Regions from separate parts of the Mus musculus genome. Here region 2 is linked to region 1. A link is a loop called in an ENCODE intact Hi-C map of the cell type or tissue named here. Cell type or tissue: gastrocnemius. All regions are shown on one strand. Links, peaks and the distances in the headings refer to the core of each region. The heading gives the core; the rest is flanking DNA. Region 1 has its middle 7.6 kb from the start of Vav1. Region 2 holds the start of Sh3gl1 (SH3-domain GRB2-like 1).

Evidence for each region. Peaks named below come from ENCODE experiments on the same cell type or tissue, not always from the same donor. Only the 100,000 strongest peaks of a DNase experiment are listed, where the experiment ranks them.
Region 2: it touches region 1 in a loop (4-fold over the local background); 2 of 42 quality-filtered maps call a loop at or near these places.

Annotation. Positions count from the first base shown.
Region 1 is chr17:57,263,892-57,279,065 of GRCm38, forward strand. It overlaps the pseudogene Gm46575 and the pseudogene Gm52326. Among named protein-coding and RNA genes, the nearest start is that of Vav1, 7.6 kb to the right of the region's middle. In gastrocnemius, for the core only: no CTCF peak of the experiment used is centred there; DNase peaks (open chromatin) are centred at 11,302, 11,682 and 13,139; H3K4me3 peaks cover 3,284 bases; H3K27ac peaks cover 3,555 bases.
Region 2 is chr17:56,027,380-56,043,739 of GRCm38, forward strand. It overlaps Sh3gl1 (SH3-domain GRB2-like 1), which reads right to left and starts at 9,258. Exons shown (of 10, transcript NM_013664.3): 1 at 9,036-9,258. The coding sequence starts at 9,080. It overlaps Chaf1a (chromatin assembly factor 1, subunit A (p150)), which reads left to right and starts at 13,037. Exons shown (of 14, transcript NM_013733.3): 1 at 13,037-13,172. The coding sequence starts at 13,133. In gastrocnemius, for the core only: a CTCF peak has its summit at 9,411; DNase peaks (open chromatin) are centred at 9,314 and 11,405; H3K4me3 peaks cover 4,235 bases; H3K27ac peaks cover 5,250 bases.

The DNA of each region.
Region 1 (15,174 bases), core at 6,844-14,843:
TTACACCCCAGTCTCTTGGGGTCCATTTTTGTACCCCAGTCTCTTGGGGTCCATTTTTGCACCCCAGTCTCTTGGGGTCCATTTTAAGAGGAAGATTCTTATAAACTTGGACCTGGGAGGGGAGCAGAATTCAAAACAATTTCCCCATAGTTTTCATAGAGCCCAGGCTGGCCTCAAACTTATGTAGCTAAGGATGGTCTTGAACTCCTGATTCTCTCATCTGCATTTCCCAAGTGCTGGCGTGATGGATGTGGGCACCAAGTTCAGTTTGTAGCCTCTTGAATAGCTGGAGGCAGTGTCCTTGGGGTCCCGCCAGTATAAGAGGGATGGGGGATGGGCTCTCAGCCATGAGGTTCTTAGTTGATGGGACAGGATGTGATAGAACTTCTGTATGCGGTCAGCTCTGGCAGCCTGGACTCCCTTGTTCCCCCACAGTAGGCAGTACAGGAAGTTGGTGGTCAGTGTCTCCCATAGTGCTGGGTTGGGTCTGGATCCTGTAGGCAGAGTCAGGTGCCCTGGGGGTGTGGCTCAGGCCTCTCCCATACCTGTCCTTTAATGCTAAGAACTTTGACCTGGTAGGAGCCATGGGGGAGTGCCTGGGCAGGGGTTAGCAGAAGGGTACAGGAGAGCAGGTTGCAGGACAACCATGGGGCACAAGGGTGGCCAGTCTGGATGCTCAGTGCAGGGGTCCCTGCCTTAGGGGACATGCCTGGAGGGTGGGATTGAGGGGCATGTCCACCCAGCTTACCCCTTTTGAGGGTGGAGACATCTGAGGTCTTAGAAATGACCCAGCATAAGAGTCTTAGCAGTTGGGTTGGGCCCAGCAAAGAGATGGGATTCTGACTAGGGAAGGGGTCTTGGAGGGGATGGATCCCAGTGATCATCCGGGAGATCTTCCTAGGCCAGAGGTTGGAGTGAGACACCATGGTTGTAGCTCTGCTGGCTCAGTGGTCCCTTTTATTGTGGGAAGCAATATTTGGTGTTCATGACTGCAGTTAGACCCCTCTCCAGGGGTGAGGCGTCCCAGCTGGGTGAGACTGGAAAGCTTAGCCTAAGAGGCCTCCAAGGGACCCTTGTTCACCTTGCAGGCGCTGGGCAGCCGCCCTGCGAAACAGGGGTGCATCGTGGGCCACCTTGGTCCAGCCGCCCAGAGGTTTCTTCACCCTCCAGCAGGCGCACTCTACTGGCTTGCAGGGTACTGTGGGCAGAGTAGGATCTGGGCTGGGGACTGGCATAGGGCAGAGCCTAGGTGGAGCAAGGGCGTGGTCAAAGACTTGCGGGGAGTGGAAGGGCGGGGGCGTGGCGAAGTCAGGGATAGGAGCAGAGCCTAGGGAAGGGGAGGGTGCTTAGGATTAAGGAAGGATTTAGTTAAAGGAGGACCTAGGATGAGGCCAGGGAGGAATCTAGGACCTAGAGCAGGAGCGAGGAAGACTAGAGTGACTCGAAGAAATGGCAGGGGAGGAGCCTAAATAGCAAGGAGGGCTGGGAGGGGAAGCCTGGATCTGGGAAGGAGGCTAGGACAGGGGAGGAGCATATGACAAAGGTGGTAGCACAGAGCAGGAAGCCTAAAAGGGGGGGGGGGGGGAACTTAGGGCCGGGAGAGGATCAAGGAGCAGAATAGGAACCTAGGGTTGGTGGAGGTGGCTAAGCAACCCACTTCCTGCCTTCCCTCCCATCACAAACTCTCCTGCTGTCCCCAGACCCTTGCGTTCCACCTCTATAGAACTGAGGTGTTGGCGCTGGCCGGGGAGGCCCCTGGAAGAGCTCACAGCCGCTCTGAAAGGCCTGGTGGAGTTGGCACTGGTGCTGAGGCCAGGAGCGACAGGGGATCTGCTAGGACTGGCTGGAGTCATGGGTGCCCTGCTCATGCCCCACCTGAGTTGGGAACAGGGATGGAGAGGAAGCCATGCAGGGTGTAGGTGACAGGAAAGAGAGGGTGTAGGTGAGATTCCTGTCTCAGTATCCAGGTGTCACAGGCTTGAGAGCACCTGGCGTCATCTACGAAGGTGCCACATGGAGGCTGCGCTCTGGTCTTTAAACAAGAGCTAAAGTCTCTGATGCAGGCTCTAAATGAAGGTTCAGGTGAGAGGCCTTGACTGTGCCTTACCTGCCTAGAGCTGTTTCTTAACCTTAGCTCTCCCTTCCTAGTCACCTTCCTTCTCGGCTTCCCACCACCAAGCCTCTGGCTCTGGATAGCTTAGTCTGGGAATTTTTCTCTGCGTGCTGGGCACTGGGGGGGGCGGGGGGGGGAGTTCGCAGGATCTGGGGGAGCTATTTGGAGGCCAGGGAGGGTGACCAGAGTGGCTTAGAGGGAGCCTTTGCATGAAGCTGTCCATCAGAGACTCTGAGACTGTCTGTCATAGTTCCTAGGTGAGGCAGACCCTTCAGCAAGGTGGGTTCACTGTCTGCAGCGTGCAGGGCAGATCCAAAAGCAGGGGGTGCTTCGAAGACAAGGAGAAATAGGGTTGTGTACAGAGAAGGCAGCTCGGCAGAGGGGCTGGGAATGAGACGCAAGCCGCTGGCTTTCCTGCTTCAGCTACTGGTTCAGCCCAGTAACTGAGGACGTCTTCCCAGCGTCTGCAACCTCAGAGATAAACCTTCAACACTTTGGGAGCGTTCTGAATTCTGGATACTGGCTTTAAATTTGAAGGTGTTTGTGTCTGTGTGTTTGTGGGTGTGCACACACATGTATAAGGACGCCAGGGGATGGCATTCCAATTGTCCCTCAGGCGCCCACTGTTTGGAGAGGTGTCTGTCACTGGCCTGGAGATTCCTGACTAGGTCAGGCTGGTGAGCCATTGAGCCCTACCTGTCTCTAATAAAAATGTACCAGCAAGCTTGACTTTTTAAAGCATGGGCTCTGAGCTCAGGTCCTCATGCTTGGGCAAGCACTTTACCCCCTTGTAGCATCTCCCCAGCCTTTTTCCTTCCTTCCTTCCTTCCTTCCTTCCTTCCTTCCTTCCTTCCTTCCTTCCTTCCTTCCTTCCTTCCTCCCTCCCTCCCTCCCTCCCTCCCTCCCTCCCTCCCTCTTTCTTTCTTTCTTTCTTTCTTTCTTTCTTTCTTTCTTTCTTTCTTTCTTTCTTTCTTTCTTTCTTTCTTTTTCCGAGAGAGAGGGTCTTGGTGGATAGTGTAGGTTGACTTGAATCAGAGACCCTCATGACTTTACCTCTCTAGTAGCTGGGCTGACAAGGCCCAGTGCATACACACACTCGAATGCACACTTATGGCCCTGTGTCAGTACAGTAGAACCTCTCAGTTGACCAGAGCAAGAAACCAAGAGGTGGGGCCAGGGGACTGAGCTCACTTAAGGGAGAGTGGCAGAGCCAATCTCTGAGCCATTGGCACTTTGGGGACCCCTCACCTGCTCTGGTGCCATCTTTACCTCTTCCTGAATGGTACAGACCTGCTGTCTGACTGGAGCTCCCCTTGCTAGGCCTAGTCAAAAAAGGTTTAAAGGGCCGAGGGACCATCCTGAGAGGAGAAAATGCCACCAACAAATATCATCAATCTGCCAGCCACATCCGCGATGGCATTTCTCAGTTCTTAGTTATGAGACTAGACCAGCAGAGGTGGAGGCAGGGGGATCAGTAGCTCAGGGTCATGCTCCACTACACAGGGACTTTGAGTCCATCCTGGGTCCCGTGAGACCCTGTCTGAAATACGACAGAAGAACCCTCCATACCGAGTACCTGAAAGGCCTGGCTGCAGCCCGGCTGTCTGTGAGCACATCCTCACTGAGGCTGAGCATCAGTGGCCTCTGATGACTTAACAGGCTTGGAGACCACAGCTCCTGTGGCCTGGGACAGTGGGCACCTGCAAGTCATGTAACTTTGGACCAGGCCAAACATGCTGGCAAATCTCTCATCTTTGAGCGGAAAGAGGGCCTGATGGCGGCCAGGCCTGGGATGCAGTGCTACTTGGAACACCTCAAAATGTAGAGTCTTGCCTCGCCAATGGTAGGAGATTACCTCACGGGACTCTGAGTCATGAACAAGGAAGTCACCATCTTGTTGTAGAAGGGCTTCAGTTTCCTGATGATGCTGAACAGGTGGCATGTGTCCAGACCCCTCCCCTTCCACACTGGACAAGAGCCACCCTGAGTCAGAGGCTCCACCCAAGACCAAGGCCCCAGTCCCTCACTGGGGAGGTGAGAGGTCATGGCAGGGTGAGGAGGAATGTCTTTACTCCTAATCCATGCCCCCAGCCCCTCACTAGGAGATTCTAGGCAGTGACTCTGCTCTTGAGCCATATTCACAGTCTCAAATTGTGGGGTTCTGGGCCAGTGTTCTACTGCTGGGCCAGGACTCCAGAATTACTGAGTTTGTAATTTTTTTTTTTAAGAGAAACTCTATGTGATCCAGGGTGGCTTTAAACGGTAGAGCCTTTGGAGTACTGTGCTTGTAGGTGTTTGCTACTTGGTGTTTTTACTTGGCTCTAAGAAGTATTTTTTTTTTTTTTTATTTTGACAGGGTCTTACTACATAGCCTTGGCTGATCTGGAACTCACTCTGTAGACCAGGTTGGCCTTTAACTGGCAGAGATCAGCCCACCTCTGCCTTCTGAGCACCGGGATTATAGAATGTACCACCACACCAAACCTGAGAGGAATTCTTTGATTTCCACTCTGATTTAGAATCTGAGTATCATCGCTTCTCGGCCTTTTGGCTAAGATCAAGTATAGAATCTGAGTATCAGAGAAGACAAATTCATTGTCCATAGTCCCAAAGAATGTAAGTCTAGGACCTGGACGCAGAATGTCTGGCTTCTGGGCAATCACCTTAGCTCCCTGTCTGTCATAGTTTAGTGTAGTTAAGTGGGGGTATGGTACCTCTGCTCAGTCTCCATTACCATCCTCAGCGGTATCCCAGAAAAGGTGGATTTCAGTTCCGAGACTGACAGCGCCTACGTATCCAAACTTCAAGAGTGTCTCTGGTCCTCCAGCCCACCTAGTTCCAACAGACCCTGGCTCCAAATTGCTCATCTAAGATGAAGGATTTCTCACATCAGAGTGGGAGAGACTTCCCACCAGCCCGCAGGGTCAATACCTCTCGTCAAGGTCTCAGGGCTGGCGGCAAGGTTATCTTTCTCTTGTAGTGCCTGCTTGGAGCTCTTGGTGGAGGGCATCAGGGATGAGCCTGTCTCAGTCTTTCACAACTGCAGAGTGGGAGCACTGAGTCCTGCACACTGAGGGGCTGGGTGTTACCCTTGCACCGTTATCTAACTTTTGAAAGCGGCAGATTCAGTCATTCATCTGCTCTAGTCAGTTTTTTAAATGTCAACTTTACACAGCACAGAGGCACCTTGGAAGGGCGTCTCAGGTGAGGGCTTGACCTGATCAGATTTAGCTGTGGGCACGTCTGTGGGGGATTGTCTTGATTGTTAATTGTGAAGAAGGGCACAGACCCTCTGTGGGTAGCACCACTCATTCCCTGGGAAGGTGGTCTTGGGCTGTATGAGGAAGCTAAGTAACTGTGTGTGTGAGCCAGCAGGCGGTGTTCCTCCAGTGGGGGGCTGTCACCCAGAAGCTGCAGCAATCCTCTCCTAAGCTGCTTGTGGTCAGCGGTTCATCCCAGTATCAAGAATGAAGCCAGAAGGAGCACACATTCAGCACACAGAGCACTGGGCTTCATTATGACATCTTCAACCTGCTTATAATATTCTGCTCATAGTCACCCCATCACCCCTCTATTATTTAAAGATTTGTGTATATGTGTGTGCATGTGTTTATGTGTGTGTGCATGTATATGTGTGCACGTGTGTGTATATGTGTGTGCTCCTGGGTACGTGCAGGTGTCTGCACCCTTATGTGCATGTTGAAGCCAGAGGTGGCTATTGCATTTCTATTACTCTCTGCCTTATTCCTTGAGGCGGGGGTCCCTCAGCGAACCAGAAGTTTGGCATTTTGGCTAGGCTGCTTGGCCAGTGAGCTCTGGGGACCTGCCTATCTCTGCCCAATGCTGGGTTTACCCAATGCTGGGTTTACCGGAATGTGTAATCATGGACAGCTTTTCACATGGGTGCTGGGGACATGTGTGCCAGCATTCTTTCCCACTGAATTACATCTGCCCATTGTCACCCTCTCCCGTCTGCACCCTCCATTGTGCTGGTTCTCCTTCACTTCTAAGTAGTTCACCTTTTAACTTCATGGCATATATGTGCCTGTATGTACATCTAAGTATCTGATCATATGTAGTTTACAAACAAGAGAAGAAACAGGGTATTTGTTTTTCTGGGTCTTGCTTATTTTAATTAACACAACAAATCTCCAGTCCCATCAGTTTTCCTGCAAATGACATATTTTGTTTTTTATAATTGCACGATACTCCATTATATATACACCAGATTTCCCTTTTATTACTCTCCAGTTGTTTTTGGAGATAAAAATCTCATGTAGGCCAGGCTGTTCTTAAACACTTTCCTCCACTTCTTGAGTCCACATGTCCTTCCTATTTATGTGTTGATGGACATCTATGAAGATCTACACTGGTTGTTGTGAAGAATCCACATAGCACTACTGCTCAAATGACATACTAGATGAGATGAGCACATGTGTGCGTGCACACACACACACACACACACACACACACACACACGCGCGCGCACACTGAATGCATATGATAAATTAAACAAGCAATTTGGAGCCATATTTGCATATATATATATATATGTTCTTATATATATATGTTCTTAAATATATATGTTGAAAGAGGGTCACATTGTGCAGCCCTTGCTGGCCTGGAATCAGCTATGTATTCCAGACTGGCCTGGACATCACAGAGATCTGCCTGTTTCTGCTTCCTGAGTGTTGGAATTAAAGGTGTGAGCTAGTATGCTTAGCTAATTTGTGTGTATGTATGTGTTGCTGGGTTTGAACCTAGGGCTTCCTAGGTCTAGGCAGGTACACTGACACTGAGCTACCTCCCAGTCCTAAGTATCTCACACTGGCTATATTCGCACTGGGGGTTGAGCCAAATGAGATAATTTTGTATATAAATAAATACAATACAGTTATTTATAAATAAATATATATTACAGAAAACAAAATGATATATACTTGTCCTACTTTGTTGCTGTGAGCAAACCCTGATCACAAACAACTTGTGAGAGTAGAGGATTTATTTGGGTTATACTTCCAGGTCACACTCCATCTGTGGGGCAAAAATGGGGTCCCGAGACTGCTCAGAGCTAGGGCCGCTGGGTGAGGCTGAATGTGGGAAGTATGACTGTGTCCACCCCACGGAGCCACCAGGCAAGTAGGCTGTAGGAAGCCGTGGGACCCTGCTCTGGGGGTGGGGAAGATGCAGCCTGAGGTCCCCGAGGACCTGTCAGAGTCGGGCTCCGACTCTTGGGCACCACAGTTGCTGCTGGGTACCGCGGAAGAGCTGGTTCTGGGGTCCCTGGGCTGCACGGAGGCCAGGGACGTCAGGTTCTCAGTCTTGGACACTGCAGCCAGATGTCACGGAAGAGCTGAGAACAGAGTGGGACCCTGGCTGGACTCTGGCCCGGGCCAAAGGGAAAAGGGGCAGGGAGAGGGTTCTGGTAACTGCAGGAATGAAAGTCCTAGGCTTGCTCGGGTGGGTGGCTTGGTGGTGAGAAGCTTGGCTTGGCTGGCAGCCATGGCTGGATAGCAGGGAGGCCTCCTGGAGGGAGGTAAGACCGTGACTCGTTAGGGGAAGACCTGTTCCATTGCTCCAGCATGGTGGGTCCCTGATGAGCAGAGATGGTCCGTGGTTTTAAGGCATTTATTGTAGAAACACAGAGAGAGGGAGAGAGTAGGGAAGTAGAGGCCGATCATGGCCATGTGGAGGCGGGTGCGGGGGGGGGGGGGGCGGGAAGGCGAAGAGAGGGGGAGCAAGGGAGCGAAAGTAAGAGCAAGAGAATAAGAGGTAAGAGATCGAGGAGGGGCAAACAGCTCCTTTTATAGTGGGCTGAGCCATCCTGGCTATTGCCAGGTAACTAGGGAGGAGCATACCTGGCTATTGCCAGGTAACTGTGGTGGTGGAGTCCAGACAGAATACCAGGAGCTTGGGGCACTGCCTATGTGACTGATGGCTACACACCTCTCTGTGGGGGGCTGTGGGAGGCTGTGGGAGGCTGTATCTGCAACAGGAGCCAGGGGCCAAGGGACGTGGCCTAACACCTGCCATCCCTCTTAGGCAGAGCCACCATCTACTGGGTCACTGGGGTTCAAGACCTGTGCTCGACTGGGGACCAGGTTGTCTGTGCACGGCTCACTGCCGCACATCCATCCTTGTCTCAGACAGGAACCAAAGCAGAGGGCTGGAGAGAGGGCTCAGCAGTCAAGAGCGCAGACTATTTTTGCAGATGACCCAAGTTTAGATCCCAGCACCCACATTGCAACCCATAACAGCCAGTAACGTCAGCTCCAGGGGATTCCACAACTTCTTCTGACATCTACATTTCCTGCCCTGCACCTATTTGTGGCATACATTGGGTCGCACACATTTACACACCCACCCCCCCACACAGGTAGAGAGAGACATTTATCCATACACATGTATATGTATTCCAGAAATGATGCAGGAGCACTGGTTCTCTGTTAGCTTCTTATACAGCCCGGGTTCACCTGTGCAGGGGTAGACAGCCCACAAGGGGCTCACACTCACACACAAAGGAGAGACAAAGCATATGGAGGATATACACACATAGATACATAAAATCTGCCCATAAGTAACATGCTTAGCTTTGTTACCATCATTTATGTTGGGTACTGCTGCTTATGACTGTAAACTCAGCACTCTGGAGGCTGAGATAGGAAGCTCTGTGAAACCAAAGCAGGAGCCACATTGTTATATATTGTTACTAAGTCTCCATGCCTCCCACAGCCAAGCATTAGACGAAGCTTGTGTATATACATGTGTATGTATAAATGTCTCTCTCTACATGTGTTAAAAAGTCTCCATACCTTACAAGAATAAGTTTCTAGTTTCTAAACCTAAACCTAATGTATCCTGTAAACCATTTTGTTCAACCTATGCTGAACTTGTAACCCCACAAGGTATACCCACCCACCTTTTCACATGATGTATTCTCTCACAGTTCTCAAAGGCAGCTTTGAGCCCCGAGTGCCCCAGTCTTCTGTCCAGGTGCTAACAGCCAATTCTCTCAACAGCTGTCTTCTATCAGTCCCAACCCTTCCCCATAAAAGGGGTGGCAGAACCCATTGAGAGGCTGCTCTCTGAAATCCCAACTTAGGGTGAGGCAGCCATCTGGCCAGACTAAATAAAGCTTGCTTAATCAGACAGTCATAGAAATGTTCCCCCCACCCTCCTCAGGTCCTAAGTCAAGGCTAGTCTGGGCTACAGAGTGAGACCCAATCTGAAAAAGTTTTCCAAACAGTAAAAATAAAATTGAACAATAATATTCGATTTTATTGATGGGAACTGCACATCTGTGGGCTCCTTGCCAAGATGTAAGATGTTATATATTACTTTCCAACAAAACACAATTTTTGTTTATTGTTTTGAGGGTCTCATGTAGCCCAGGCTGGCTGGAACTCATTATATAACCCAGGATGCTTTTGAACTCCTGTCTCCACCTCCCCGGTGCTGGGATGACAGGCAGGAACCCCCAAGCTGGGCTTGTTTAGTGCTGGTCAGGAACCTGAGGCTTCATGCATGCTAGGCTCTACTACCGAACCACAGGCTGAGCCCTCCTTCCTCCCATCCCCATTTGAAATTCAAACTTAGAGACTACAATTTTACATTTTGAGTTTCTCCATGTATTTGGGAATTTTGTTAGTATATGATAGTTAGGTTTTAGGTCTTAGACATTATTTCACAAGCGTCAGCCTGTGTCTCAAATACGTCAGAAAAATCATATTGGATGGGAGGGTTTTGTGTGTGTGTGTGTGTGTGTGTGTGTGTGTGTGGTCTGTCTGTCTGTCTGTCTGTCTGTCTGTCTCCCTATCTCCAGATGCCGTCTAGGAGTCTAGGAGTCTAGAAGTGACCCAGGCCCAGGCTTTGGGAAGAGGTGCACAGCAGGATTCTTGCTTCTTGAGTCACTACTTCCTGGAAAGAGGGGAGGGGGGCAAGGCGACCTCAGCTGAGACCTGTGCCCTGGGGGTGGGGTGGGGTGGGGTGGGTGAGGCAGGAGGAAGCTGCTGCACGCGCTGCATACCTAAAGCCAGGTGTGCTCCAAAATATGCACACTTCCTGTTTGTCACCTAGGTAACTCCGCCCCCTCCCACTCCCCATGGTCCTGAACTTCACACCTCATATAGAATTTTCTGTTTCTCCAGTAGCCAATGGAGGAATGGGGGCAGGCGCAAACTCTAGTTCAAGTTTGGAAATCTCAATCGATGGAGTCGTCATTGTCTGGGTCTTTTGGGGGATAATTTACTTGGGCGGGGGAGCGTAGGGGTGGGGAAACAGGGAAGGGAATAGGCAGACTTGAGGGAGATCTGTGGGTCTACTGTGTCTGTGCACAGCTGCACAAAGATTCAGGGGTGTAGTCTCCAGCAGACACTCCACAGATTCAGGTGGAGTTGGGATCTGGGGGGTCTCACTTTTCACACTAAGCTGATATGGATGATTTAAGACCTACTGTGTATCAGCCTGTCCCTGGAAGCTCAGTTACCCCAATTCCAGCTACAACCAACAACCAACAGAGAGATGAACGAAGATAATTTCTAATGGTCCCTCCTGGTTTAAGCCATGAGACAGGAAGATTCGAGAAGGAAGGCTAGGGGGAGCAGGCTTTTTTTTTTTTAATTTAAATTTTATTTAAATAAACAACATTCAAATTCATTTACATTATATAAAAATTAATTTAAATGACAGACCGGGTGCCCAGGTTCGAGGATGGTGGTCAGAGGACAAATCTGTAGAAAAGGCTCTCTCCTTCCATCTTCACGTGCGTTCCAGGGACGGAACTCAGGCTAGCAGGCTTTAGGGACAAGCGCCCTCATCAGCTGAGTTATATTGCCAGCCCCACGCGGACTGGCGTTCTTTAAGTATGAAAGGAGGCGGTAACTTGGGAGCTGAGACCTAGGTTTAGATTGAGGCAAGTTTTGGGATGCCTGAGAGGTCCGTGGTGGTGGGGTATGGAGAATGAAGAGTGAGGCGGTTAGACGGGCTAATTTTGATCTTTTCACAGGACCAAAATGCTGATGTGGGTGAGGAGTGGACCAGAAAAAGAGGCCAGGAGGGGAGACCACTCAGTAAGAGGCGCGCCCCGTTTTAGCCAGTGACCACAGGGGAGTTTAGGAAAGGTTTTGGAGCCAGCCAGGGAGGGAGGGGCAGATCCGGATTTGCGATGGCGTACACGAAAGTGGAAGCCAAGAGTATTTCCGCAGAGAGCAGGAAACACGCTGGGAGCTGCGCGAGGGCCACCTAAGACACGCCTGGGTTCCCGGACACGCATGACGCGTGGCTATTCACTTGGAGAGCTATTCCGGCGCCCGCAGACTGTCTTGGATAGATCCTCCGGTTCTCCCTAAGGGCTGATGGCTCCACCCTGACCAGTAGGGAGCCCGGGATCTTACAACGACCACCTCCTCACTTACCTGGAGGGGACTCGGGGAATCCGACGGGACTCAACCTGAAGGCTCAGCCGCTGAGCAGCGAAATGCCCACACCCCAGCTAGGCCCAGCCTCCGCTGCCCTCACCTGGCTGGTGCCCAGCCCCGGCCCCTGGCTCCGCCCCTATAAGCCCCGCCCCATCGAGGCCCTCTCCGTCAGGCCCCGCCTCCATAGGAACCTCCCAGGCGCTCAACCAGCCCCTTTGGAACAAGTCCCCGTCGGAAGCCGCGCTCCCTTTGAACCTCTGTGTGTGTGTGTGTGTGTGTGTGTGTGTGTGTGTGTGTGTGTGCGTGCGCGCGCGCCTGTGCATGTGCGCGCGCGCGTGTTTGTCTTGTTCTCTTTATTTCTTTTCCTTGGCATCTCCAAGTGGCCCTTACTTACTGTCCAGTTCTTTAAACAGACGCCCCACCTCCTCACGGCCACGCCCCACTAGTGCTGAAGTTTGGGAAACTAGAACGATTTTTACGCTTTCTTTCTTTTTCCTCTTCGTTTTTTTCTCCTATCTCCCAGCTCCTTTATAGCACTCAGCTATGTATCCGAGGATGACTTAGGCTCCTGATCCTTGAGAGCCGGGATGACAGGTGTGCCATATCTGGTTTATGTGGTGGCTGGGACTGACCTGAGAGAGCGCCCTGCCCACTGAGGGCCAGCCTCAAGCTCTGGAATGACTTTTACTACATGCCATGTCTCCCTGAACGAGTTGAGGCTGTCTCTCCAAATCCCCAGGGATTCAAGTCGGTTCAGGGCAGCTCTGGGGCTGTGGCGTCAAACCTGCAGCTTCCTCCAGGCCCGCCCCCGCCCCGGTTTGGAATTGTGAGAAAGGCGACAGCCTCCCGCTAAAGACGGGATCGGGCTGGATTTTGGGACCAGGACGAGGAAAGAGGGAATCTTTTCTCAGGTTGGGGGTGGGGCTGTATCCTGATGGCTGGAGAAGAGTTAGAGGAAGTCGAGGGTTGGGAATTTGCGGCAAGAGAGGCAATACTACGTTTATTCAAAGGCCACGTTTGTACACTGGCCCAGCACGCAGGAATCAGGATTTCAGCGTCAGCCTTAGATACATCACGAAGTTCAAGGTCAGTCTGAGCTCTACATGAGACTTTAGTAAAGTATTCTATATAATAGAGGCAGCCCTCATTAAACTCCTACGGTAAACCAAGACAATTCGGCTTGCCTTCTCTTGTCTCAACGGCTCAGTTTTCAGTTACATCCTCCTAGGAATGAGACGTGTACCATTCACCCCCATTTTCTCTATGGAGAGATCGAAGCACGAGACGAGAGGAACTAAGCCATTCGTGCAAATGTACCTCAGCTTGGAAGTGGTGGAGATGGAATTCGAATCTAGAAACCTAGTGGGCGCTCTCCAGCTGCCTCTCGTTTTTGTTTTGTTTTCACTGCCTGGCCTTCCTACCCTAACTGCGTGCAAAGAAAACAAATTGTTACCCGGTTTAGAGAAGAGGGAGAGGACGCGTAGGAAGTCACAGACGCCAAAAATAGGGGATAGAAATTGTCCTCGCCTGTAAGGTTGCAAAACGGGAGGGTTTTCAGGTTGTGCCCACCCCTACCCATATCCTCAGTGCGTAAATGAGACTCAAGCTGGTCCAGTGAAGCCGTTTAGCGCCGCCTAGAGGCCATAAGGATAAAAGGTGGGGTGCTAAGGAAGCGGCTTGGAATCTGGTGGGTTAGTCAGGGAGAGGCTTGCTTGCCAAGGTAATTTTAGTTCCTGAGAAGCTATGGTCAGGAAAGCAGTACATATTTGTTAGACAAATCAACTAATAAATGACAGGGAAGGGCACTGGTGACCTTGACTCGGACGAGAACTCACAGCAGGGAAGGTGGGCTTATAGTATGATAATTAAGGGTGGAGGAGGGCTGTGGCTTAAAATTTAGGAAGACTTAAGGGAAAAAAAATGACATTTGGGGGCTGGGGAGATGGTTCAGTCAAATGCTTGCTACTCAAATGAGAGGACAAGAGTTCAAATCCCTAGGGCACAATTAAAGCAGGAGGAGGTAGTCTGTGCTCTTTAATCTCAGTGCTCCTAAGACGAGATGGGGGCAGAGACAATTCTGGAAGTTCAGCTAGCCAGGAGCAGTTAGCCCAGGAGTAAGAGAGACTCTATGTTAAGTATGTGGAAGAGAGGGTCTACACTGAGGCTGTCCTGCCACCTCAACACACACGCCATAGTGTTCTCTCTCTCTCTCTCTCTCTCTCTCTCTCTCTCTCTCTCTCTCTCTCTTTCTCACACACACACATACAAGTTTTAAAGAAAAAAGGAAAAGTGGGTGGTGAGGGTGAGAGGGCTCTGTGGGCAAAGGTGATTGCTACCAAGCCTAATGATCTGAGCTCAATCGTTGGGGCTTGCATGGTGGAAAGAGGACCTACTCCCTTGGGCTGGTGAGATGGCTCAGTGGGTTAGAGCACCTGACTGCTCTTCCGAAGGTCCAGAGTTCAAATCCCAGCAACCACATGGTGGCTCACAACCATCCGTAACAAGATCTGACCCCCTCTTCTGAAGTGTCTGAAGACAGCTACAATGTACTTACATATAATAAATAAATAAATAAATAAATCTTTAAAAAAAAAAAAAAGAGGACCTACTCCCCCATGTTAACCTTTGACCTCCACACATGTACTGTGCCCCACATGTACCTTCACACATACACACATACATATGTATATATATACACACACACACATATATATATGTAATAAAAGTGAAATGGCTTTCAAAGTAGAATATATTTTCTAATGTTTATTATAGTTCTATTTGTTGGCAGTTTCCTACATGTTAACAACCTATCTTCGTCCTACCCACCCTCAACTCCCCTCTGACTCCGAATGAGAGTGGACTCTCTTTACCTTATCCCCACTTTCTTGCTCTTTTGTAACCCTTTGCATCCATTACTGCTGCCTGTGGGCATGTTGGCTCCCTCCTGGCTTTGTCTTGTGCTGCCACCATAACTGCACGGAGTTCATGAGCGTAGTGGCCATGGGTATGCCCTGGAGATAGCATTTCACATCCCCCGCCCCCGACTCTTACCGACTTTCTGTTCCTTCTCCCTTGAGCCTCGGGCTGGTGGTGGTATAGATGTCCCATCTATGGCTGAGCACTCAGTAATCAAAAAGTAACATGTAAGAAGTGATGGAGTGAATTAGTGTCTTCTGTCAGGTGGTGGGCACAAGTGCAAAGGCCCTGGGGCAGGATGGAGGTCAGGGAGTGAAGAACAGAGAGAGGAGAAGAGGCTGGCAGGGGTTGGGGCAGGGTGAACAGGGCCTTGTGGGGTGCAGGAAAGACATGAGTTTTGGCCCCAAAGCAAGGTTGAACCAGGAGGGTTATGGGTGGTGGAAGAATGGTTGAGACTTGACTCAGTGTTCAGTGGTCCCTTTTGGCTGCTGCAGGGGCAAAAGGCTGTGAGAGATCAGGGCCGTAGACTGGGGACCAGGAGGAGACAGGAGGTGACAGCCTAGGTGCCTACGGCTGGATGAGATAGTGGCACCTTAGTTCAGCAGGTGCCCAGGTCTGCTCAGTGTAGGTGGAGAAAGACGAGGTCACACCAGTGAGTGGAAGCTGTGAGGGCGTAACTGCAGATGCTGCTCCCCCTCCGCCCCACAGCTCCTCCCCACCCCCACCCCG
Region 2 (16,360 bases), core at 4,620-12,619, 1.2 Mb before region 1:
CCAGGCATGTTGTTACAGTGACTGAAAGCAGAGTGAAGATGACTTTCAGAGGCCAGGTCCCACTCAACACATCTCTCAAGTCACCAGTGCAGGACCCTTAATTTGGAACGACACTGGACTACTTCAGTCACAGCCAACAGCAGCACACCAGCATCCTGACAGAGCTCAGCTTCTGTGGCCTGTGAGGCTTATATTTCCTCATCCTGGGACACAAGTGCACATGAGCACCATACTCAGGGATCAGCCTGAAAAGCACACGCACTGACTGAAGCCTGGGAGTGTGGAGGCGTGGAAGCTTCGAGGCCGCGGGGTCACTTGGTGAGAGGCTTGGGGAGCTGGGACCAGAAGCAGCATGGCAGCCTTTGATCCCACTAGGAACACAGGCCCAGGTGCCAGCTCTGTTGAGAGTGCAGACCCTGGGATGGCAGATGAGCTAGGAAGTATAGAGGCTGAGTGGCAAGAGTTCAAGTGATGGCCTTAGCTTCAGATTCATGGTGATCCCCCTGCCTCTGTCTCCTGAGTGCCAGGACCCATGCTTAGGCCAGCAGCCCTGGTTCTCAGAGAACAGGACTGACCATAGGCCTGGGAGCCTCCCAAGCTTTTTGTGGTTCGCCAGCTTGGGCAACACAACAGGGTGGCTGAAATATCACCCTCCCCAAGGGTTCAAACACACAGCAACAGTGGCTCTGGGCCTGGACAGGGTCACACCGATGGAATAACCTGGTTATTTTCCAGGCTAGGATCACAGATACCGATATGGTCACAGCAAGCAGGCAGGGCTCTCAGCCAGGGCACCTGCCCAAGGGTCAGCCACATGATGACCATGTACTGCCCCACTGCAAAAACAGCGAGACTTAGAGGTATCGTACCCCTCTGCTAGGACAAATGACAGATGAAATGGTGACAGCATCTGAGTTCACAGACAGCTCATTCACAAAGCAGATTTCCAACCACCACATATGGATAACTGGGTCATCATCTGCCACCTCCTGCTGACAGTGCCCCATGCCATCTCAAGGTCCCTAACTAACAGGACTTATTCTAGATGTCATCAGAAACAGCTTGTGCCTTACACTGAGGAAGGGAGGTGGCCCCTGTATCGTACAATCCTGGAGTACATGGGCCAAGTACAGCTTGCCACTCTGCTGGCTCTGAAGAACAGAGGCAGCGCTAGCTGTTAGTGTGCATGAGCACAGGCATAGCCTGTTACCCTGGAGAGGGTGGAATGGAGCCTCTCTGCAAGGGCCTCAGAGAGCATCTCTACTCACAGCTGGCTGAGCCCTAGCAGCAGCGGCATCACATACTGTCCTGCTGACAGCCAGCAGGACTGGACTGCAGTTGATTCCTGCTGGCCATGGTGATGTCTGGACACTCCTTAAGACAGTTGCCAGCAGAAGCCACTGACTGCCAACCCTTCCTCCAGGCCCTACAACCTCACTCCAAATCCTCAGGTCTTCAGTTGTCTTCAGACTCAGTCTCAAACCTGCAGAACCCTAATTTCCCTGAGACCATGGGGAAGCTGTGGTGTTAGACACCAGGGAGTTAAGATGAAACTGCCAAGGGCCAGGTGACTCCCAGAGGTGGTGTGGGGACAACACTGTTCCTATGATGATCCTTTTACTGTTACACAAGGCCAGGGGAAACTCCTGGGTGGGCATGAGTGAGCTTTGCACAGTTCTCCAACCTGCCACACTGGGACACCCACTGTGAACCAGAGAATTTACTCTTCACTCTCTCCCTAGGGTATCTGAAACTCCACTTACCTAATCATGGCACACAAAAACACCAAGACTCCCCTCCTACCTTTTGTTCCAGAGTTATGGTGATGGAGCCAGAGCCCCTGCCCATACAGGGAGGGGGCTTTACCCCTAGGCTACGCCCCCAGCCCCTCACTGGGGACTTTGGGGGCAGGGGCTCTGCCACTATGTCACACCCTGGAAGAATCCATTAAAGGCAGATTTAAAATGGAGCTTTAGGCTAGACATGGTGGTGAACAGCTGTGACCTCAGGACTTGGGAAGCTGGAATAGGACTGTGAATTCAAGTTAGGATGGATTAGAGTAAGACTGTCTGAAAAGGAAATAACTAAAACACTTCCTGTGAAGAGTAGTCAGGCTATGGAGTGAACAGGCAGCTGGTGAGGCTCCTGAGCTCCTGCACAGGTCCATATGAGTGCTGGTGGGCAAGCTGGGGAACGGCAACTGGAGTCACACTCAGTGCTGGGATAGGGGATGAGGGTGTGGGAGTGGTGGGTGCTGAGGAGTGGCTCCCAGACAGAATGGGAGGTCAGGAGGGACCTAAAAGACAAGGTGGTTCCAGATACTCCATAGGGAGTGGCAGGTAGTGTAACTACATGCAAGTGCATGAGATGCAGCCAATGCCGCCTGGACAAAGAAGTGAAGTAGGTCTCTGGGCTAGAGGTGATCCAACTCATGGAGACCTGAGCCAGGGTGTGTGGAGACTGCTGCTTCCCAGCAGGGTGGCCTAGCTCCTCCGGGGAGAAAGGCAGCCTGGCTGTTCCCAGTCTGCTCTGTCAGCTCTGGGTCACAGTTGGTGCTGTGACACTCTGTAGTCTCCTATGGCCTAGCCTAGCAAGCCTCTCTCCTGAGTCCTAGAGATACATCCTAAGACCAGAGGGCTATAGTCAGGCTAATTTATCTGTAAGACCAGTCAGACTTAGCTGGGCGTGGTGGCGCACACCTTTAATCCCAGCTCTTAGGAGGCAGAGGCAGGTGGATTTCTGAGTTCGAGGCCAGCCTGGTCTACAGAGTGAGTTCCAGGACAGCAGGGCTACACAGAGAAACCCTGTCTCAAAAAAACAAAAACAAAACAAAACAAACAAACAAAAAAACCAGTCAGACTTGCTCCTGGCCAAGTTTCAAAGGACCCATGAGCTACCCAGTTCCCTCAAGTACTTCGTGATCCTAAGAAGTCAGGCCAGGGACACTGTGGGAGGCCATACAGCAGACGCCCCATTCTTAGCTTTGAGCAGAAGGCCACTTTGGTGGTATCTGTCAGCTGGTGCCAAAAGCTTGTATTGGCATACCCAGCCTCTAGGAGCATGCTGAGCAATACTAGAGAACACTGGATGCCATGAGGGTGAGACTGAAGTGCCGGGTGTTCATGGGCAGAGGGCTACCCTCCAACAAGCGCTGAGACGCCAGAGAGACAGGGTAGATGCAAGGAGGGTAGAGGACCAGGCAAGGCAAGGTGCGAGATGCACAGAGTCACCACAGAGAGGTAGGGTAGAGCATAACACGGCTTGGGTAGGGTGTGGGCAGAGCTGATGGTATGTAGAATACCTACCCCCAGTGTGACCCCTCAGAGCTCTTGGCAGAGATCTGAGAGGTTCCTGATACTAGGGGGACAACTTAGCCTGGACCCCAGAAGCCTTGGGACCCATCTGCTTTCTCACTGACATGTCATTCACCCTTGAGTGGTTACACAGGTGGGAACATTTTCGACGTAGGCCAGAACCCAGTTCAGCCTGGGAACAGTTTCCACTCGTGACCCAGGACAAGGCAACAGGGAACCTGTTACTGTGCCACCCTGAAATGCTGAGGAGGTATGTTGGTCCTCACGGGTCAGCCACTCTCACCACACGCGGAGGGGTAGGGGAGAAACAGCAGGGAAGGAACCCGGCTATGGGAGTGCTCCAGAGAGGTCTGCTGGCAGGTGCTGAGTCAGGGCCTGGGAGGAAGCCACAGCTGTGGTCTAAAAGTGCTTGGCAAGTGTCTCATGACCCCCTTGGCATAAATCAGCAGGTTTTCTAGGAGTTGAACGGAAAAGGAAGATAAGGCATCCTGCAAGCTGCATGCAAGGCCTGCAGAGGGCAGGAAGAGGCAGCAGGGCTAACCCCCAGCAGAGAGAAGCTCAACAGGGCAGCTGCAGTTCTCTCTCTGGTTTTCCAGGGAGAGCTCAAAAAAGGGCCAGACAGTGGCAACTCAGCCTATTATACATCCATACAGCTCTGATGCCAGCATTTGAAAAAGCCAAGGCAGGAGGATGGCCTTGGTTTGGATTTGTTGTTAGTCTAGGTGATAGACTGAGACCCCATCTCATAAACAAACTTCTTAGAGAAATAGAAATAAGTAAGCAGGGAATGGGGTGGCTCAGTTGGTACGGCCCCTGCTGCACTGACTCTTGGCTCCCATGTGAAGAGCTGGATGTAAGGAGGAGACAAGCAATCCCAGTACTACTGGATACAGGGGAACCCCTGGCCTGCCAGGCTAGTCTAAGTGATGAGTCCCAGGCCCCGGTGTCGAATGCTACCTGAGGGACAACACCTGAGGTTGACCCCACAATAAACATATAAAATGGCTTGGAAAGCCGGGCGTGGAGGCGCATGCCTTTAATCCCAGCACTTGGGAGGCAGAAGCAGGCGGATTTCTGAGTTCAAGGCCAGCCTGGTCTACAGAGTGAGTTCCAGGACAGTCAGGGCTACAGAGAAACCCTGTCTCGAAAAACCAATAAATAAATAAATAAATAAATAAATAAATAAAATGACTTGGAGCTGGAGTTGGGGGTGTCAAGCCTAGGCCTGGTTCCATGCCCCACCCCACCCCCCCAAAGCACTCCTATGGCCTCTCAAATCCCACTGGGGAAGTGGGTTGTGGAGTGGCAGAGAGGGTGTTGGTGTGTCCTGGGTCTCTGTGAGAAAGGCTATTTTGGTGGAAGGGAATGGACACACACACAGATATATGCAGGTGCACTGCATGCATGCATATGTAACAGGAGCCTCTCTGGAAGAGCCCTCGCTGAAGCACAGGAGGATGGACGGGTACTGACAAGAGGACTACGGTGGTAGGCTTTACAAACAAGATGTGACAATCCTCATGGACTGCTGTGAAGCCACAGGCTGGAGCTGCTTGGACTGTCTAGGAATGGGGGTGGTAGGAGGGGTGCCTAGCATACATAAATGATTAGTTGGGTGCTGGAGTCCAGACTTCTGACTCATATGGACTTTCAGCTTACTGATTAAACGTGGCCTCATGTGGAGGAAATTAAAGCAAAGGCTGAGGTGTAGCTCAGGACTCAGCTGTACCCATCTCCAGAGGAGAAGCACCAAACACATCCCCAAACTACAGAGTCCCCAGTCTGCAGCCCCTCCTAGCCCTCAGGCCTTATGGGAAGTTAGGGCTTCTGCACCAGGCTGGGACATAGGCAGCTCCAACACAGCTGGAAGTCTTAGGCGCTGCGCTGGGGGCAGGGCACTCACCAAGCACTTGCCTGGTACTTGGTAGGCACTGGGCAGTCTCTAGAAACACACACACACACACACACACACACACACACACACAGACACAAACACACACACACACACACAGAGTCAATGGAAAATGCACTTGGTAATTTCCTTTTTCCTAGCTCTGACCAAACAATCTTTCTTTTCAAATTCTCCCTTTCTGTCAGGCAAAAAGGGAGTTAAAGGGGGGTGGGGTGGGGGTAGGGGTTGCATTCCAGGCAGCCATGAGCACCATTCTTAGTTATACTCCATCTCCACGCCGCTACAGAATGATCAGAAAACCAGCCAGCTCAAGCTAGCAGTCAAGACACTGAAACAAACTTCTGAACCTCAGGCCACTCCCACCTGCACCCAGACTTCCTCAGAACCCACACAGGAGGGCGTGCGAGGAGTCAGAGGGGACCACAGCTAGAAGACCTGTGCTGCCTGAGCCACCATCCTTCCACTTCCCCACCTGTAACAAGCGAAACTTCCAACTTCCCTCACAACCCAAGCTCATTCTATACATGACTTGCAAGGCTTGGCTGGGTAATGAGCTGGGGACCTGTGGGGTCTGGATGGGGCGGTGGGGTGGTGGTGGTGGGGAGCACGAGTTGTTGAAGCTTACTTGGAGCCCAGGTGCCTGCCCAGCTCCATCCATACCTTGCCTTGGCACCCCTGAACCTCTTTTGCCTTTCTGAGTCAGGGGCTCATGCTGACCTCAAACACACTATGTAGCTGAACTCCTGACCTGGTGTGTGTGGAGCTGAGGACGGAGCCCAGGGCTCCTTTACAGGCTCGGTGACTGTTCTACCTACTGAGCCCCAGCCTCTCCTGCCTGTTTCTCTTTTTTCTCTCTCTTTTTTTTTCTTTACAGGTAAGCTTTCACTATGTAGCCCAAGCTGGCCTAGAACTCACAACCCTTCTGACTTTCTAGTACACAGGAATTACAGGTATGCCCTGGCATACTGGCTTGTGGTTTCTCTTTCTTATGAGAAAGATAATCTAGGGACTCAGGAATCCACCAGAGAGGTGTTACTTGGAGAAAAGAAACCCAGGAGGGAGGGACCCAGGTGAAAGAGTAGAATGTTGAAAACCTGGAAAACTTCTGCAAGAGGCTGGGCCATAGGCCATCCGTGTGCAACTCTTGAGAGCTCGCTCAGAGTTCTCTGGGACAGGGCCTTGGAATGTCTAAACAGTAAATTGATTCTCACCTGAGCTGAGCTTTGCAGGTTTGTAGGCAGGTGGGATGGGTGGCCCTCCAAGTGGGAAAGAGTCTAGTGGCTGCCTATGAGTCCCTGACAGGACCTGCTGGGAATCAGCAGGGGAGGGACCTCCGGGAACTCCATCTGAGGGATGTGGGGCCACAGGCATTCAAACAGAAGGACAGCCACAGAACCCAGGCTGGCATCACAGCCTAAGGAGTTCAGGCACTGGAGGTCTCTTGCCTACTGCATAGGTCCTACCACATCAACTCCATTGCTAGCCTCCCTATGAGGTCCACAGATAGAGCTCAGATGTCTTTATCCTTAGGCAACTGCTAGGCCCTTCCTTCTTTTCAGCCCTTGGGTGACAGCACCAGCTGGCTGCTCCCTCTGGCTGGGCCTCTCCAGACTGTGGGGAGAACCTTTCTCACAGGCATGGCCCAAGCAATTCCTTACACTGTTGCTCATCTCTCTGTGGAATCTACTCGAGCCAGCTCCACACCCAGGATTCTCGGGCTGTACTGCACAGCCACAGGATTAGCACATCTGGGGCTTCTTGGAACAGAAACCGGGCAACAAACTACGTGTTCACAGACCTCCCTGCAAAGATCCAGGGCTTGCATGACTATGGGTTGCAGGCTCTGAACTACTTGTTTGAATGGGGTTTCACTACATACCCTTGGAACTAACACTGTATACCAGGCTGGCCCTCAACTTGTAACAAAACCAGGGCTTCCTGTGTGGTAGGCAAGTACTCTACCAACTAGCTACACACCCAGATCTGTTGTCATTTTGAGATATGAAAGTTCTTACTTTGAAGCCCAGAGCCCGGGTCCTATCCTATCCTCTGCATTCCGAAAGCTATTCAGGAGTTCGAGAAGGGGAGCCAGCTGCTCCAACACTGGTGGGGTCTGGCCTCTGAGCTGAGTGAGACAAGCACTGGATTGGATGCACAGGCAGAAGACAGCCTCCTCCAGCCACACTAGCATCAACCCTGGTGACCTCTAGGGTATCAGACATAGCAGCCAAGCTGGCTCCACAGGCTTCACTTGGAACTCACTTGGCTTTTGATCCTCCTGCCTCAGCGGCCAGAGGGCCTGGGGTTACAGGCCTGCCAGGCTTTCCAGCAGTGTCCCATGTAAAATGCATGTCAAGCTGAGGTCATGGCTCAGGGTAGAGCTGTTGCCAGTGTGGTTGAGGTCCTGGGCTCCAACCCCAGCAAACATCCATCAAACGAGAGAGAAAGAGAGAGCGCACTCGCGAGCACAATCGATCTAGCAACCTGGAGGAAAAGGCAGAAGAAAAGAAACTCAAAACAGACAGGAGAAAACTCAGTCACGAACTTCTGGCCACTGAGGTTTGGTGACAAACATCTGTAACTCAGCACCGGGAGGCAGAGGCGGGAGGATAATGACTATGAGGCCACTCTGGCCTGACTGAGACAGAGATGAGACAACAAGGGTTTTCTCAAGCAGAAACCTGACAGAGCTGAGGGAACAGGCTCACTTGAGCCCAGGAGTTCAAGGCAAATATAAAACCTTCAACACACAAAGGTATCCTGTCATCCCAGCGCCTGAGAGGCAGGAAGATGGAAAATTCTGGGCCAGCCTGGACTACGAGCAAAACTTGGCCTCAAAAAACCCCCCAAAAGTTCCAGAGGGACATTACACTATAGGATGTCTGAAAGGAGCGCCTGCCTGCCTGGGGTAGGGTTCTCAATGTTTATACAACGGAGGCCAGGATGCCCACCCTACAGAACTCCTGAATGTCAACACAACCAGAAAGGAGAATTTCAGTTCAGAGTCATGATCGGATCGATTAAACACTAAACCCAAACCACCAAGTACCTATAGGAATCTATAGTATGGTACAGCCAACAAAAACGTATCTTTCAAAGAAGCATACATATGTTTTAGAAATAGGGACACAAACCTGACACATTTTGTAAACTGCAGAAGCCTGGAAAATTACTTTTCACTGTCTCTTTTCAACTTGCCACAGTGTCTACCAAGAGATTTTTCTTTCATTTTTGAGACAGGGTCTCCTTATGTTACGTAACCCTGGCTGGCCTCAAACTCAGAGATCTGCTTACCTGACTGCCTCAAGTGTGCAGGGATTAATGATGTATAACACCCAGTGAGCGAGAATGTTTGTTTTTGGTTTTTTAGGTTTTTTTTTTTTCAATCCGTCTTACAGACACCGGAGAGGGAAAAGAAGAATGGGACACTGATTATTTTTTAAGCCCTGTGTGGACTTGGTTTTTTTGGATATCAACCTAGACAAACATTTTCTGTGGCCTGAGGCTATGTGGTGAGAGTCTCGGAAGCATAGCCTGGAGACTTTGGGGGGGGGGGGGCTTGCCTTCCATGCTGCGATCCCAGGAATCGAACTTACGTTGTAAAGCCTGGCGGCAAGCCCCTCTCAATGAAGCCCTTTCGCCGGCCCTCCAGAGCTTTCTGAAAGCCGCCTAGACGCGCACACCCGGTGTCCCTCTTCAAAGCACGGGGACCCGGTCTCCCCTTCCCCGCTAGCCCAAGGGAAGCCAGCTCGGCTCGTCTGCGGTCCCCAAAGGCAGGCCCGAGACCAGATCGCCTGGCCTCGCCTCACCTGGCTCGCCTTGTAGAACTGCTTCTTCAGCCCCGCCACCGACATGCCGCCTGCCGCCGTCAGGCCTCCCGCTCGAACTCCGGTTTCCGCCGGCGCCGCCGAACCGACTTCTTTCCTCCGCGCGCAGGTCGGCGCCGCCACCGCCAAATCAGCTTGCCAGCTCTGCGCCCCCGCCCCGAAGCCACCTCGGCCGGCTAGCGCGCACGCGCGGCCGGGATATTACATGGCAACCGCACACTTCCGGTGACGCCCCCATATCGCCTCACCCCACCCTACAACGGCATCTGCGCGCGCTCCGCCTCTCTGCGCGTGCGCGCCCCCTGGAGGACAGAAAGAGCATTGCCGGGGGAGGAACGGCGGAAACCCTCCCACACCAACGAGATGAGGGGGCGCCTAGAGAGGCCAGAAATCTGTGTACGTGCGCGTGTACGCATGATGCAGCTCCCTCTAGAGTCCAGGAGTAGATATAAAGCCAAAAGTCAGTTTTAATTAATTAATATTTTATTTGTGCGTGGAGAAAGCGGAGCGGAATTTGCCAGCGAGAGTGTAATAAAGACAAAGCGAGGTAAAATGGAATATCTTAGGGGCTAGAGGAACGGTTGGTTCTCCAGGTAAAAGTGCTTGCTGCCCTGGCTGACATCGGGAGTTCAGTTCCTCGCATCCACATCAGGCTGCTTGCTCATAGCTAGCTGTCTGTAACTCCAGCTCCGGGTCACAGCCCTTTCCTGGCCTCCTTCAACTGCTCTCAAGTACACCGGGTCACATATATACCCATAACTTAAAAATTAATATGAGGTATGCCAGTGGTGATGCATGTACGCCTTTAATCCCGGCAGAGGCCCAAATGCTAACACGCCACCAGCCTTCTCTCTGGGGTCCTTCCTTCAGTGTCTCCCTTCTAATAAATCGCTGAGGATACAACTAGAAAAGAGAGTCCTTTATTTCCTTCTTCATAACTTTATTTCAGAGCAGATATTGCATAACCCAGGCTAAGCCTCAAACTTACTGTATAACCAAGGATGACCTTGAACTCCTGTCCAAGCTCCTCCACGTCCCAAGTGCTAAATCACAGGTGTGCACCAATGAGCCCCACTAGAAACATATTTTCAAAATAGTTCGCTCAGACTGTAGCTATCTCCTATTTCGAGTTCCATTGGTTCATTCCTGTCATGTACCAGCTATAGGACATCATTGCTTTTTTGCGCATTAGCCCTGCAGTGAGCTTCCTCTCATCATTAAGACAGAAAGAGGACTCTAATTGAATGATATCTGTGATGGCTTGTATATGCTCAGACCAGGGAGTGGCACTATTAGAAGTTGTGCCCCTGCTGGAGTAGGTGTGTCACTGTGGGTGTGAGCTTTAAGACCCTCATCCTAGCTGCCTGGAAGCCAGTATTCTGCTAGCAGCCCTCAGATGAAGATGTAGAACTCTCAGCTCCACCTTCACCATGTCTGCCTGGATATTGCTATGTTCCCGCCTGGATGATAATGAACTGAATCTCTGAACCTGTAAGCCAGTCCCAATTAAACATTGTTTTTTTTTTTTTAGATTTATTTTATTATTATATCTAAGTACACTGTAGCTGTCTTCAGACACACCAGAAGAGGGCATCAGATCTTATTAAGGATGGTTGTGAGCTACCATGTGGTTGCTGGGATTTGAACTCATGACCTTTGGAAGAGCAATCAGTGCTCTTACCCGCTGAGCCATCTCTCCAGCCCCCTAAACGTTGTTCTTATAAGAGTTGCCTTGGTCATGATGTCTGTTCACATTAGTAAAACCCTAACTAAGACAATATCTCTTCAATGAAGTCTCCCCAGGTTGACATATGTACCTTAACCCTTCTATCAACTGTTACAAATTTCAAAAACTATATAGAATATGCCAGGTGTGGCAATGCACACACCTTTAACCCAAGCCCCTGAGAAGCAGAGCAGATGGGTCTCCGAGTTTGCGGCCAGTCTGGACTACATAACCAGTTACAGACCAGGCAAGCATGACCTGGAGATTAATAATGAATGGAGGTAATGAGTAAATAAATCCTAAAGCAGACACAGGAAAATGGCTAGGGTTGAAATTGGTGAAAAGTTGGGGTGGTTTCATGAACCCAGAGATTACTGGAAGGTTCCAAATGACTCAAAGGGTTGTACTGCAGTAGATCAAAAAATATGTATGTGCCATCTTTACTGCTCCTGAATCCAGGAGTCTTTATAAAAAGTTTGGAGTATGAGTAGTTTCTGTTTCTTTTGTTTTTTTGAGACAGGGTAACATAAACCGGCCTCTCCTCTCTTAGTGCTGCAATAACAGGCCTGGGACACCATGTCTCCTTTCCGAAACAGAACTGGATGCCAGCCAGGGTTTCCTGGCACGCCCACCGCCCACCAGCAACTCACAAGACTCCCTCAAGGGTGCTCTTTATTTTATATGTTTTGAGATGGTGGAGGCTGGCTTCAAACTTGGTACTTAGCTCACCGTGGCCTTTAACTCCTAATCTTTCTGCCTTCACCTCCCAAATACAGGGCTGACAGGTCCTTGACAGCAGGATTGGCTCCACGAGACCCACACAATTCAATCAAATTATATTCTTCAGCAAGTCAGAGATTTGATGAGGTCCGTGACACTAGAGCACTCCTTACCTTCACTGAGCCCATGGCCCAAAAGCAATTCATACAACTAATTCATTAGCTAAATAACCCACTTACTAGCCACAGCTTCAAGAAAACTGTTGCAGGCATTCGAGCTGTTTGCAGATAAAGAAAGGTTTCTTCCTCCACCTAACAACAGCAGCAACAACAACAAGAAAAGATTTAGAAACTAGTGATTGGGTTCCAGATCAGCAAGGCTACATAGTGAGATTCTGTCTTAAAATTAAAAACAAAAACAAAAGACAGAGGCAATTATTCTTTTGTTGTTGTTGTTGTTTTTGAGACAGGGTTTCTCTGTATAGCCCAGGCTGTCCTGGAACTCACTCTGCAGACCAGGCTGGCCTCAAACTCAGAAATCCACCTGCCTCTGCCTCCAGAGTGCTGGGATTAAAGGCCGGCTGAAAAACATTTTTTTATACATCGTATCACTGGCTGTCTTGGATCTTGCTATGTAGATCAGGTTGTCCTCGAACTCAGAGATCCACCTGCTTGTAAATCCCAAGTACTAGGATTAAAAGCATGAAGCACCAGACTCAATTTTTTTCATTTAATATTCTTCAAAGTAATTTACACGAAAAGAAGGAATATATGGTTGAAAAGATTTATAATTTTACAATAGAAAAACATTCCTAATTTTAAAATAAAGCAAATTGTTAATTTATTAAAAAGTGGTTCATCATTTCAAAAATGAAATGCCCAGCTGTAACATTTTTAGAAAGAGTTTATATCCGGGCAATGGTGGCACACGCCTTTAATCCCAGCACTTGGGAGACAGAGGTAGGCAGATTTCTGAGTTCAAGGCCAGCCTGGTCTACAGAGTGAGTTCCAGGACAGCCAGGGCTACAAAGAGAAACCCTGTCTCGAAAAAAAATTATAGTTAAAAGAGAAATTAATGCAAGAAATAAAATTAAAGGAAGTAATTCTCTAATTACAATGGCTACTTTCAACCCGTCACTATTATACCTTAATTCCCATTACTCTTCCAATGGGTAATTTCAAGTTGTCACTACTAATCTAAACGTACCCTTCCCACCTCCTGGAACGCATATAGCCAATAAAAGGGGTGTGGGGGGTGTGCAAACGCTGATATTTTAGATTGACATTTCTTAGGATCAATAGAAATGCAGATCTTCCCAGCAGCTCCTGAACCGCCGGAAAGGAGCCTTCATCCGCCTCCCGCGGGATTTTCTAGCACATAAACCGAAGTTCTCGCGAGGACGTACTGAGTGCACCTCTTTTTCCGGAGGCTGAGGTGTCACGTGACGCAAGCTCCTCCAATCGGCGCGCGGGCCGCGGTGGTTGCCGCGGTTCCCGCCAAATACGAGCGCGGCGGCCGCGGCGGCAGCAGAAGTGACACCGGTGGGAGGCGGAGTGTGCAGCCTGGCCGCCCGACTGAAGCCTGAGCCGCCGCCGCCGCCGCCGCCGCCGCCGCCGCCGCCGCCGTCGCGGAGATGTTGGAGGAGCCGGAGGCCGCGACGCGGACAGCCGCGGGTGGGTGAAACTGCCTAAAGGAGCGGATCCAAGCCTAAGTGGCCTCGGGGCGGAGACCAGGAGAAGGGAGGGCTCTTAGGAAACTGAGGCCTCGGGGAGGGGGAAGAGTCAGCTTCGCAAGCTCCCGAAGGCATCTTGTGTCGCCTAAATAGCTGGAGTAAATGGGGAAACCGAGGCCCCGAGTTGGATTTGATGGATCCTGAGTGCTTGTGTCCTCTTGAAATCAATTGGATCTTGTAGCAGCAAGTGGAGAAACTGAGGGCAAGGAGAAGAAAAGTCAGTCGTACAAGTTATTAAGTGCGTTTGTGAATTCCAGAGCAGTTCGGACCTTTGCAATGGGCGGGGAAATTGAGGCCCGTGCTCACTTGAGCTCTGGACACCAGAGTAGCAGCAACTCTGCGGGGCAGGGCTAGTCCAGGAAGGTCGGTTTGGGTGGTTAAAGCATAGCCAGGAACCCTTTCTGGGTCCCGAAAAGGGGCCCTTTGTGAGTGTGGTATGGACCAGTCGGGTACGTGTTAGGAGTCTTTGTAGCATGCGGTAGGCTTCCCGAAATGTGGGGTGCCTATTCCCCGCTAAATTGTATCCCCAGTGTGTGTTGAACGATTGAGGGGCTGGAAAAGACGAGGTCGGTCCTGATAGACTAAGATTTCTCCAATTGAGCACCACTGACTAGACAGCCCTTCTGGGTACATTACACTAGTCTGCAAGCTCGGAGATGAGGGGAATTGGGGATGGCCAATTTCAGGATGGAGAGCCGCATCCTCAATCTCCATCCACTTCTGGGATAACTCTGGCCCCTTTTACAGTTCTGATCATCAAAGATACACACACACACACACACACACACACACACACACACACACACACACACCCTTCACAGCCTGGTATTCCAGGAAGGCTGGAGCTGTTGTTCTGACTGGCTTGAGAATTTTATGTGGGCATTAATAGTCGTACAATTCCTGGACTCTCATGGAGCATTGTTTTTATTTAACCAAGGTGGAACGTTTAAAACCGACACTATTGCTCTGGCAATAAAGACCAGTTTGGTGTAGCAGTTCATACCTGCAGTTCAGCATCCTAGAAGCTGAGGCAGGAGGATGATGAATTTCAGGTTGATCTGGCCTCTGACCACCTGAATTGTATCCTGGGAAGAAGAGAATCAATTCCACAAGCCTGTATCCAATAAATTAATTAAAGTGGAATAAAACTTTTAAAGAAAAAAGTGTCCTTCGGGGGGGGGTGGCTTTTTTTTTTAAAATAGAAAATTGAGGTGATGTTACCTTCCATTCAAATGAGAAGAAGGGAGAGTGTTCTGGGGGTCCGAGTCTCTAAGTTGGTGTGCCTGGGCTGTTTCTACTCTGGATAGCTGAGGTTGTAGGAAAGCTTAAGTCTGAATTGCATGCAACATTAGCAAAATGTATGGGAATTCACCCCAAATTACTGATGGAGTTTCTATGCACCCAAGGCATTTACCTATGGCAGGTTCTCATCTGGGTGTGGTGGCACACACCTTTAATCCCAGCAGCACTCAGAGGCAGATGCAAGTGGATCTCTGAGTTTGAGGCCGGCCTGATCTACATAGCAAGTTCAAGACAATCAAGACTATGTAGAGAGTCTCAAAACAAACAAAAAGACAGGCTCTATTTATGGTCTAATATACATGGGTTTTAATGTGCTTACTTATTCTTGCGACTTTAAATTCATTTTAGTGGGAGATAATCTCTTTCATGAGGTCTTTAATTTGTTTCTTTTTTGTAGTTATTAGTTTTAGACCAGGTCCCCATGTAGCCCAGGCAAGCCTCTAACTCCAAGTGTTAACATGCCCTAGTTTATGCAAGGCTAGGATGGAACTTAGACACTCCTACATGTTAGGTCAGCATGCTACCCATTGAGCCCAACCCCAGGTTCTTTATTGTGTCTTGACATGAGTACAGATTCTGCAACGAAATTTATTCATTTCATCTATTTAAGAGTAGGATACCTTCACTTAAAAAAATTGGTTTTGTTTACTTAAAGATTTATTTCTTGTTATGTGTCTGTGTATGTCTATGCACATGAGCTAGGTGCCCATGGAAGCCAGAGAGGGCACTGGATCCCTTGGTGCTAGACTTTCGGTGGTTGGTTATGAACTGTTGGATCTGGGATCAGAACAGCAAGTGCTTTTAGTTTCTGATCCATTTGTCCAGTCACACTCACTGTGTCTGTGTGAATCAGTTCTTCCCTTCCCCCATGTGGGTCCTGAGGATTGAGCTTTAGAGTCAGGAGGCTTGGAAAGTCCCCCTCCCTACTCACTGAACCATCTTGTCAGCCCTCACTTGACTTTTGGGACATTTTTGGACAGTTGAGCCTTAACTGACCTAGAAGAAGGGCCATAATGCAAGTTTCTGAGTGAGGGACTCAGGAGGGACTGAGTCTAGGGTAGTGTTGCTCAGTGTTGACATTTTGAGCCAAATAATTTTTTGTTGTGGGACTGACTTGTTCATTGTAGATTGTTTATAGGGAGTGCCTGTATAGTAACTGAAAGTGAGTAGCATCCCCAAACCTTCCCCAGCCATGAAGACTGCCTCTGGGGGCTCAGAATGGGGCATAAGGGTCAGGGTACTTGCTGTTAAGTCTGACCACTTGGGCTCTGCCATTAGAACCTACAAGTAGACCAACAGGACTGACTCCTGCAAGTTGATATGTTCTGTGACACTCCATGTGGCAATGTGGACTGGCAGGTGCACACACAGCAAATATAAAAACATAAAACTGCTGGGGCTGGAGAGATGGCTCAGCAGTTAAGAACACTGACTGCTATTCTAGAGGTCCTGAGTTTACTTCCCAGCAACCACATGGCAGCTCACAACCATCTGTAATGGGATCTAATGCTCTCTTCTGGTGCGTCTGAAGACAGCTACAGTGTACTCATATATATTAAATAAGTTAATTAAAAAAAAAAAGTAAAACTGCAGAGAAGGAGAGAGGCTCAGCGGTTAAGGACACTCATTACTCTTACAGAGGACCAGAGTTCCCATCCAAGCACCTACATCCAGTGCCTCAGAACTGCCTATAGCTCCAGATCCAGGGGAACTGATAGATACCATGCACACAAACACATGTATACACGTAAATAAAAATACACTGTGGCTGGGCATGGTGGTAGGTATGTGTCTTCATTCCCAGCATTTGAGAGGCAGGGGCAAGTA